Regions from separate parts of the Homo sapiens genome. Here regions 2 and 3 are each linked to region 1. A link is a contact called in ENCODE Hi-C or POLR2A ChIA-PET data. All regions are on one chromosome and are shown on one strand. The core of a region is the stretch at or near the end of the contact, and the rest is flanking DNA. Distances in the headings are between cores, read along the strand shown. Region 1 has its middle 43 kb from the start of HS3ST1. Region 2 overlaps LINC02498 (long intergenic non-protein coding RNA 2498). Region 3 overlaps CLNK (cytokine dependent hematopoietic cell linker).

Region 1 (2,700 bases), core at 185-2,684:
TCTCCTGACACCAACGAGTCTCCTATAATTCATCTTCTTCTGCTCCTTCATGCTCAAGGTCTCTCACTTCCCTTGTTTTAGGGTCTGATTTGTTCCCAGCCTTTCTCGGGGCTCTTGTAGGCTTAACATACACACCCCTGTCTCCAGCGCAACCTCTTACCAGGATACAAAGTTCCTATTTCTTTGCAGTAACAGGAAAAATGTCCTCAGACACACTGTCTTGCCTCTTTAGAGATAGTTCCTTCTTACGGTAGAAAACCTATGACAAAAGTGGAGGTGGTAGATTTGTGAACTCACTGTGCTCTAACCATCCTAGTAAGGGTTGGTTGGGCAAGAATCATCCATGGGTACCAAGTGTCAGAGGAATTTTGAGAAATGGAATACTCCTATAGTCTCAAAAGGTCTCTCCACCGATTGCATATTAGTCAAAAAGGGGAAAAGTAGTAACTACACAGTATTAGTATAAAGAGATGTCACTTTGACAGTGTGATCAAAATTAACATTAGCAATAAGGAACAGATGGATGTCACATGCCTCTGGATGTGTGCATGGAGAGGGAATGCCATCACTTATGAGTATCCCCGCTGGGATGCATAACCTGAATCTGATCATAAAAAAGCATCAGACAAACCCACATTAAAGAATATGCTACAAGGGGCCTGTGTTCATTAAAAATGTCAGTGTCGTGAAAGTGGGAAAGACTGAAGAAAGTTCTGAATTAAAGGGAATTCAACAGACACAATTGCTAAATGGACCAGATCCTGTTTTGAAGGGAAGAGCACTTGCACATTATTATTATTGGGACAATGACAAATATGGCATATTAAAATGTAGATTAGATGAAAATATTATAACATTAAATTTCCTAAATGAAATACCATTGTGGTTAAATTATTTAAAAGAATATTCTTAGAGAATACACATTGAAATATTAAAAAATAAAAGAACAGGATGTAGCTAATCTACTTTCAAATGGTATAGAAAACAATAATTTTAGAATGCATAATTCACACACATACATGTTTGTGTATGTATGTATGTGTGCATTACTATATTTAACAATATTTGAAAGAGAGAATAGGAAAAAATAGAGGATAAAAAAGCAAATGTGGCAAAATGTTAAAACATGGCGAATCTGAAAAAAAGCATATACAGAAGTTCTCTAGAGGCTGTTTTTTTCCAGCAATTCAATGAGCTTTAGGAGTTTAAACAAATTGAAGTTTCTATTAATAGCTAGCAATTACTGTGTGCCCATGCTTTGCTATGGATTGTCCTAGGCAGATCACTGGCATTCTTTCTAAGCTTTTTCGTAGCTGTAGGTGTGGAAATTGTGTTTTCATTTTCATTTTGAGATATGAGGAAACTGAAACAGGATATGCACCCCACAGGAAGTGGCAGGGTCATAGATTTGAATTCAGACCTGGCTCACGTCTCCGCACAATAGAATGAGACAGTGCATGTGATGCCAGACAGGAAGAGGTAAGGTTCCAGCCTTTAGGGGCTCGTAGGGGCTCACAGCCCATAGGGAGAGTAGAGAGGGAAGACAGACAAGTAATTGGGTACATAGTGTGGTGTGGTAAGCAAAGTTAAATATAGTTAATTCTTTTTTTTTTTTTTTTTTTGAGATAGAGTCTCACTCTGTCACCCAGGCTGGAGTGCAGTGGCGCGATCTCGGCTCACTGCAACTTCCACCTTCTGGATTCAAGCAATTCTCCTGCCTCAGCCTCCCACATAGCTGGGACTATAGGTGTGTGCCACCCGCCTGGCTAATTTTTGTATTTTTGGTAGAGATGGGGTTTCACCATGTTGGCCAGGCTGGTCTTGAACTCCTGACCTCAAGTGATCCCCGTGCCTCGGGCTCCACAGTTAAATTCTTCTAAACTTAATTAGTAGAACACCTACTGGAGGTTGTTGTCATGCCAATCTCTTCTGCTACTAGAGACACATGTCCTGTCCTCCCAGAACTTACACTGAAGTGGATGTGACTGATGCTACAGTACATAACTGCTGAGGTAGCACATAATAGTGAAATTTTATCCAGACTACGAGGCTAAGGTTGGCTTCCCAGAGGGGATGTGAGTGTTGCCTTACTTGATTTTCAGAGACAGAATAGCCTGTGAAATTTCATTCATCCCTGAGTTCTAAAGACTTGGCATACAGGAAATTCACTAGCTGTTGAATCTGGAAAAATGATATACATGTTTTCTCTACTGTGCAGAGTCTATACTATTCTTGAATGAATGAATGAGTGAATGAGTTCCCTTCTGTGATTCCTAAGGAACCCAGGGCAATGAGGTCTTCCAGGATGTCAGCCTCTCTGTCATCCTTCCAGGTCACAAGAAAGAGCCAGCAGGTTTCAGCAAGCCGTTCCCTGGCTGATCTGGTGGTGAGAAGAATTTGGGGGTGGCGGCATGGTGACTAGCCACAGCCAGGGCAATTCCTGCACTCCCTGGCTTCCGTGTCTAGCTTTCAGGTTAGAGGAAATGCTTTATCAAGAAAAGCTACTTTGTTCTCTCTTGTTCTCTTTTATTTTTTTCCGAGTTACTCATCACTTTTTCAGTCCCTTATTCTCAGAGGAGAAAACAAAGCCACCTTCTTGAAGCTGTACCTTAGGTATTATTCTTGCCAATGCCTTGCAAAGCCAGCAGCCCAAGTGCTTTGCAGGTCAGATACAAGGGCCCTTTACCTTCAAAGATTAAA
Region 2 (2,700 bases), core at 44-2,543, 730 kb after region 1:
CTTTTCATTGTTGGGTTAAAATTTTTTTATGTAATACAAATTCCTTACTAGATAAATAATTTACAAATACATTTTTTTCATTTTGTGGTTTGCCTCTTCACATTCTTGCTGGTGTCCTTTGAAGAATAATTTTTTAATTTTGTGATAAATGTAAGGGTTTATTTTTGCATCCTTGATTCTATTCCATTATTCTGTTTCCATTCTTATGCCGGTACCACACTATCTTGATTACCATAGAATTATAGTAAGTTTTTAAATCAAAACATGTGAGTTATCCAACTTTGTTTGTACTTAGAATTTTTTCTTCCAATCTGAGCTTCTTGATTTTCCATATAGATTTTATAATCAGCTTAATTTCTTCAAAAGAAATTACCTGAGATTTTGATAGAGATTTTATTGAATCTGTAGATCAATTTTGGGAGTATTGCCACTTTAGCAATATTAAGTCTTCTGATGCATGAACATAAAATAGCTTTCCCTTTATTAAAGATTTTTCTTTAATTTCCCTAAATTAAAGATTCTTCTTTAACTTCTTTCAGTAATGTTTTATAGTTTCATGTATAAGTACTGCACTTCTTTTGTTAAATTAATTTCTTCATATTTTAATCTTTTTTAATGCTATGGTAAATGGAATTGTTTTATTAGTTTACTTTTCATATTGTTTATTGCTAGTATATAGAAATGTAATTGATTTTATATCTTGATCTTGTATCAATTTAACAGTAGGCACACCGGCCACACATGTACAAAGATTAACAGAAAACTCAATTTACTTGTGAACAGGTAAATTCTCAAGTAAAAGATGCTTATTTTTTCTTTTATCTCTTAAAAGTGATGCTTAGAATTACATTTTCAACCTATCTTAATTTTGTGTTTGTCATTGAAAGACATTGTCAGATAAGACAGAAATCAGAATAATGGGTCGGAGCAGACAGACGAGAACAGGTGGCATAAACCATGGTCCTGGAGGCCTGAACATGCTTTGTTCTTCATGGCCCTGACAGTTACCCTACAGTTTTATGCCATTTTCATATTATTCTTGCAATTAGAGAACATTGAAGACAGAAACAATTGTATTACTTAACAACATGCTAGAACAATAAGGCAACAAATCTTAAGTCTTAGTCAATGTGCTGTTTTCAGAATGTTTTTTTTCTAGGTTATAGCGAAACCTAAAGAAATAAACAATTTTGGTTCAATCTGTGCTTCTTGTTTTACACAGTTTTGGTATATTCTCCCCAAACCACTTCTGCTCTTATTCCCTGGGGACCCTATTTCATTTTCAATCTTAACACCATTCTCATTTTCAAAATCGTTCATGCAGCACACAGAAATAGAAATGTAGGCTACCAAAGTCAAGCTGAAAAAGCAACTATCCAGTACATCCCCCATCCATAAATGACCGCTGTGACACTATCATGCTTTGCACACACCTCCCTTTCAGCCCTCTTCACAGTCTATTACAGCCATTCACTCACATATTTGTCCCCACAAACTCTTATAGAAAAGACCCATGCCATTTTCATCACTGCATCTCTAGAGCATGGAGCACAATGGCTAGCCCTTAGTGCATGCTTAGAAAATGTTTTCCAACTGAGTATGTAAAGGGAATTTCTTTTGAAACTCTCCTTTACCCTTTCTAAGTCTCAAAACAGCTTTACAAACATAATTGCTTTGGCATAATTTTTCTAAGCATTTCTTCTGACATTTCTTTTGGGAAATAATTTTACCAAAAGTCAATAGAGTTATTGAGCACCTGCTGTGTGGAAGACTCTGCCAGATGTTATGGCACATAGAACAGAGCTTTTGATCTAGCTGAGGACACAATGTATGTAGGTGATAAAAATCAGTGCAAACGTTGACTGAGCACTTACATGTGCCAGGGATGATGCTTTGATGAATGTAACTCATTTAAGTCATGCAGCAAATGAATGCAATGGGCACTAGTCCTATTCTCTCTGACAGGTGAAGGAATGGCAGGTGAGCTATGTCACTTGCACAAGGTCACTCAACTTATAAATGGCTAAGCCAAGATTTGATCCCAGGCAATCTGACCCCAGGACATATTTAGTTAACCAACAACCTCTTTCGCACATACAAAGTCACAGATGATAATAGACAAGTAAATTTTTTTATTCCTCCAGAAATGTAGGGGGACAGATGATCACTATAGACCAGGATGTTCACTGAAGGATTCAAAGAGATGATAGATTTCAGTAAGCTGAAAAAAGCTGAGCCAAATTTAAACACAGTAACAAGGAACTCTAGACAAGGGGAAACTGTGAACAACACTAGAGAGCTTGGTGGGGGGTTCAGTCATTCTGAGGTAATGGTTAATACTACCCAATGTACTATTCTGGGCAATGAAGATAAAATAAGACAAACTGCATGTTCTCATGGACCTTACATAACAAACAACAAAAAAATAAAGACAGACTTGTCTAGTGGAGAGATGTGCTATGAAAAAAGTAATAAAGCAGCATAAGGAAACTGAAACAGACAAAGGATGTGTTGCTATGTAATAAAGTGCACACAGAAAACAGCCTCTCTGTGAAGGTGACATCCCACCTGCCACCCATAGTAGGAAAAAAGCAGGGAGACATGTGAAAACCAGTGAATTAGGCATTTCCAGGGAGAGGAAACAGAATATCCAAAGGCCCTGAGGTAGAGCATTCTTACTGAGTGTGAAGAAAGTGAGGG
Region 3 (2,700 bases), core at 50-2,549, 890 kb after region 1:
TGAAAGAAGGTTTATGGACAGAAAAAGGAAAGTGATATATAGAAAATGGAAGTGAGGTACAGAAACAGCTGGATTGGTTACAGCTCGGCGTTTGCCTGATTTGAACACAGTTCGAACAGTTGGCTACATTTGATTGGCCAAAACTCGGTGATTGCCACAACTATAGGCTACCATCTGTTTATAGTTCATGATGTATAGAGAAACCTTTAGGCAGAACTTAAAATATGTAAGGAGGCAGCTTTAGGCTAAGCTTGATTTAACACTACCTATATGTGTTTAAATGTATGCATACATCTTCAGGTACGTATACAGCTATTTACATGAGAATAACCAACATATAACCTGTGGTGTCAATTTTTATTTTCTTCTACATGCTATTTTCCAGAAAATAGAAATATGTACAATATTTCTATATATAATAGAATAATATGTGACTTCAGGTCTACAATAGTACATACATAAAGCAGCTTCAGAGGCTGACTTGTACAATGACGTTTGATGACTGCCTGTTCCTATGTGGCGGGGGGTCGGTGGAGGTGGAGCAATGGACATTTAACTTGGTTCTCTTTTCTGCCCTAGGTCATGGCCTCGCATCAATAGTGCCACAGGTGAGTCGGGGCTCTCTGTCACCTAAGTGGTGGGAATGTCAGCATGGGTCTGTTGGGCTGTTATTTCCATTCTTTTTTGTTTTTATTTCAATAAAACTATGGCCTATTTGAAATGACATTAGCTAGTAATGCCATTCCTTCCAGTTGCCCCAGGGTACAGCCTGATCTGTGACTGTCCAAAGCTTTGGAGGCTGGGTGGCTGGATGGGAATCCTGGCTCTCTACTTAGCTGTGCAGCTTTGCATGAAGCACAGATCTTTCTGAGCCTGAGTTCCTTCATCTGTGCAATGGGTATAAGTCTACCTCAGTGCCAGTCTTATGGTGACTCACTAGTATTCACTCAACTAAATTCCATATAATTGGTTACCCCCAAAACATGAGTGGAAAGAATGAATGGTTCAAAAGCCACCTTTGATGCCTCTCCTGTATCTCTCTTCATAGCCTATTTTCTGGTACTACGCACTTAACAGGAGCCCATTAAAGTTTGAGAAAAAGCATGTAGTATTCACTGGGGAGGGTTATTATTTCAGGGAAAGTCCCACAGAACTTCCCTAGAAAGCTGGTGTCTAGATAGAATGACTGGAATGAGGCAGAAAAATGGAGACATTGTCCAGAGGAAACACCAAAGAAGCGATGGAGTCATAAGGAGTTATGTAATCAGCAAAGGCATTTGAAAGTTTCACTATAGAGCATGTGGGAGTACAAAACCAGCACTCAGCATGTCCCACCCAGCAGCTGGGAGAACTGGGCAAAAGCAAAAGTGAAAGTGGGAAATACGAGTTCACACAGGGAGAGAGCACCCAGCCTTAATCCCTCTACAGAAAAAGTTTTCATTCAACTTCCCAGTCAGGCCTAAACAAGATTGTCTTCTCTCAAGGTAGATGATACCAAATTGTGTTGGGGTCTTTAGTATCAAATGCACCTCTCCACCTACCTGCACCTCTCACCCCTCCCATCCTGCACTGGCATCCTGGAGGGAAGAGAATATTCTAAGGGGGTGGTACCTGGGAATGAAGTGGCTTGTCTGATGTGCTTGGTGACCGGTGAATCATAAAGCACACAGGTAAAATACAGCAGCCAGCTCCAACTACCTGTATCCTCTTCCTCCCATCTTGCTCCCCACCTTGGTTAAGGCACAGAGAAATGGGCAGATGGGCACTCCGTTTCCTTGACAGCAATCTAGAGACACCAGCAGGAAAAAGAAAACAAATCGAAACCCCACAAAAGTCCATTGATATAAAGTCGCCCAGGCCTGCTCATACACACTCGAACCTACACCTTACCGGAAAGAAACACTTAGCAGCAAATTATGACATTCCCAGTCTGTTCAAAATAACAGCCCAGACCAGGCACGGTGACTCACACCTGTAGTCCCAGCACTTTGGGAGGCCAAAGCAGGCGGATCACAAGGTCAGGAGTTTGAGACAAGCCTGGCCAATATGGTGAAACACTATCTCTACTAAAAATACTAAAATTATCTGGGCATGATGGTGGGCACCTGTAGTCCCAGCTACTTGGGAGGCTGAGGCAGGACAGTCACTTGAACCCGGGAGATGGAGGTTGCAGGGAGCCCAGATCACCCCACTGCACTCCAGCCTGGGCGCTGTGGACGACAGAGCAAGACTCCGTCTCAAAAAAGAAAAAAAAAGAGAGAGAGAGAAAGAAATAACAGCCCAGCAGACCTATGCATACTTATGAATCAGCCTAGGCATACTTATGAACCACTACAAATGTCTACCAAAGAATAGCAGACCTGATCTAATTAAGATATGCATGAGGATTTACAAAAAAGACTGTGCGTGACGGTGGCTTGATAACATTCCCAGATCCTTCAAGTTGTTTCTGATTTTTGACGATGGGATCATTTGAAAACAGGAGAGGGCGTTCATGCGAGAAAATACTAGGAAGCCATTAAAATGATGATGTTGAAGCACATTCATTGCCATGGATATGTTGATAGCATGTGATTTTGTGAAAAAGCAGGTAAAAAATAGGGTACAAGGAGTGATTGTATATTTATAAGCTATATATCTATGATGTGAGGTGTGTGTGATTGTGTGTGTGTCTGTGTATGTGTATGAGTGACTTGACTA

The links. A loop is a pair of places that touch in the nucleus more often than their neighbours do. ChIA-PET counts read pairs that join two places held with the same protein, here RNA polymerase II (POLR2A). Pooled maps may share reads with other maps.
Region 2: a loop to region 1 is called in a map with no recorded cell type, with 11 times the contacts of the local background. The contact joins two enhancer-like sites. A Hi-C loop is called at or near these places in 19 of 37 single-sample maps with no recorded cell type and 11 of 50 pooled maps.
Region 3: a loop to region 1 is called in a pooled map, with 10 times the contacts of the local background. The contact joins two enhancer-like sites. A Hi-C loop is called at or near these places in 7 of 37 single-sample maps with no recorded cell type and 10 of 50 pooled maps. POLR2A ChIA-PET finds 5 or more read pairs at or near these places in 1 of 52 experiments (activated naive CD4-positive, alpha-beta T cell).

The regions. Positions count from the first base shown.
Region 1 is chr4:11,470,550-11,473,249 of GRCh38, reverse strand. No RefSeq gene overlaps it. Among named protein-coding and RNA genes, the nearest start is that of HS3ST1, 43 kb to the right of the region's middle. Within about 2 kb of position 1,434, at least 12 of the 41 ENCODE cell types and tissues checked have a DNase peak (open chromatin) inside an H3K27ac peak, as active enhancers do.
Region 2 is chr4:10,742,149-10,744,848 of GRCh38, reverse strand. All of the region lies in intron 2 of LINC02498 (long intergenic non-protein coding RNA 2498), which reads right to left. Among named protein-coding and RNA genes, the nearest start is that of LINC02498, 5.9 kb to the right of the region's middle. Within about 2 kb of position 1,293, at least 2 of the 41 ENCODE cell types and tissues checked have a DNase peak (open chromatin) inside an H3K27ac peak, as active enhancers do.
Region 3 is chr4:10,582,835-10,585,534 of GRCh38, reverse strand. CLNK (cytokine dependent hematopoietic cell linker) reads left to right here. Exons shown (of 19, transcript NM_052964.4): 4 at 580-608. Among named protein-coding and RNA genes, the nearest start is that of CLNK, 100 kb to the left of the region's middle. Within about 2 kb of position 1,299, at least 4 of the 41 ENCODE cell types and tissues checked have a DNase peak (open chromatin) inside an H3K27ac peak, as active enhancers do.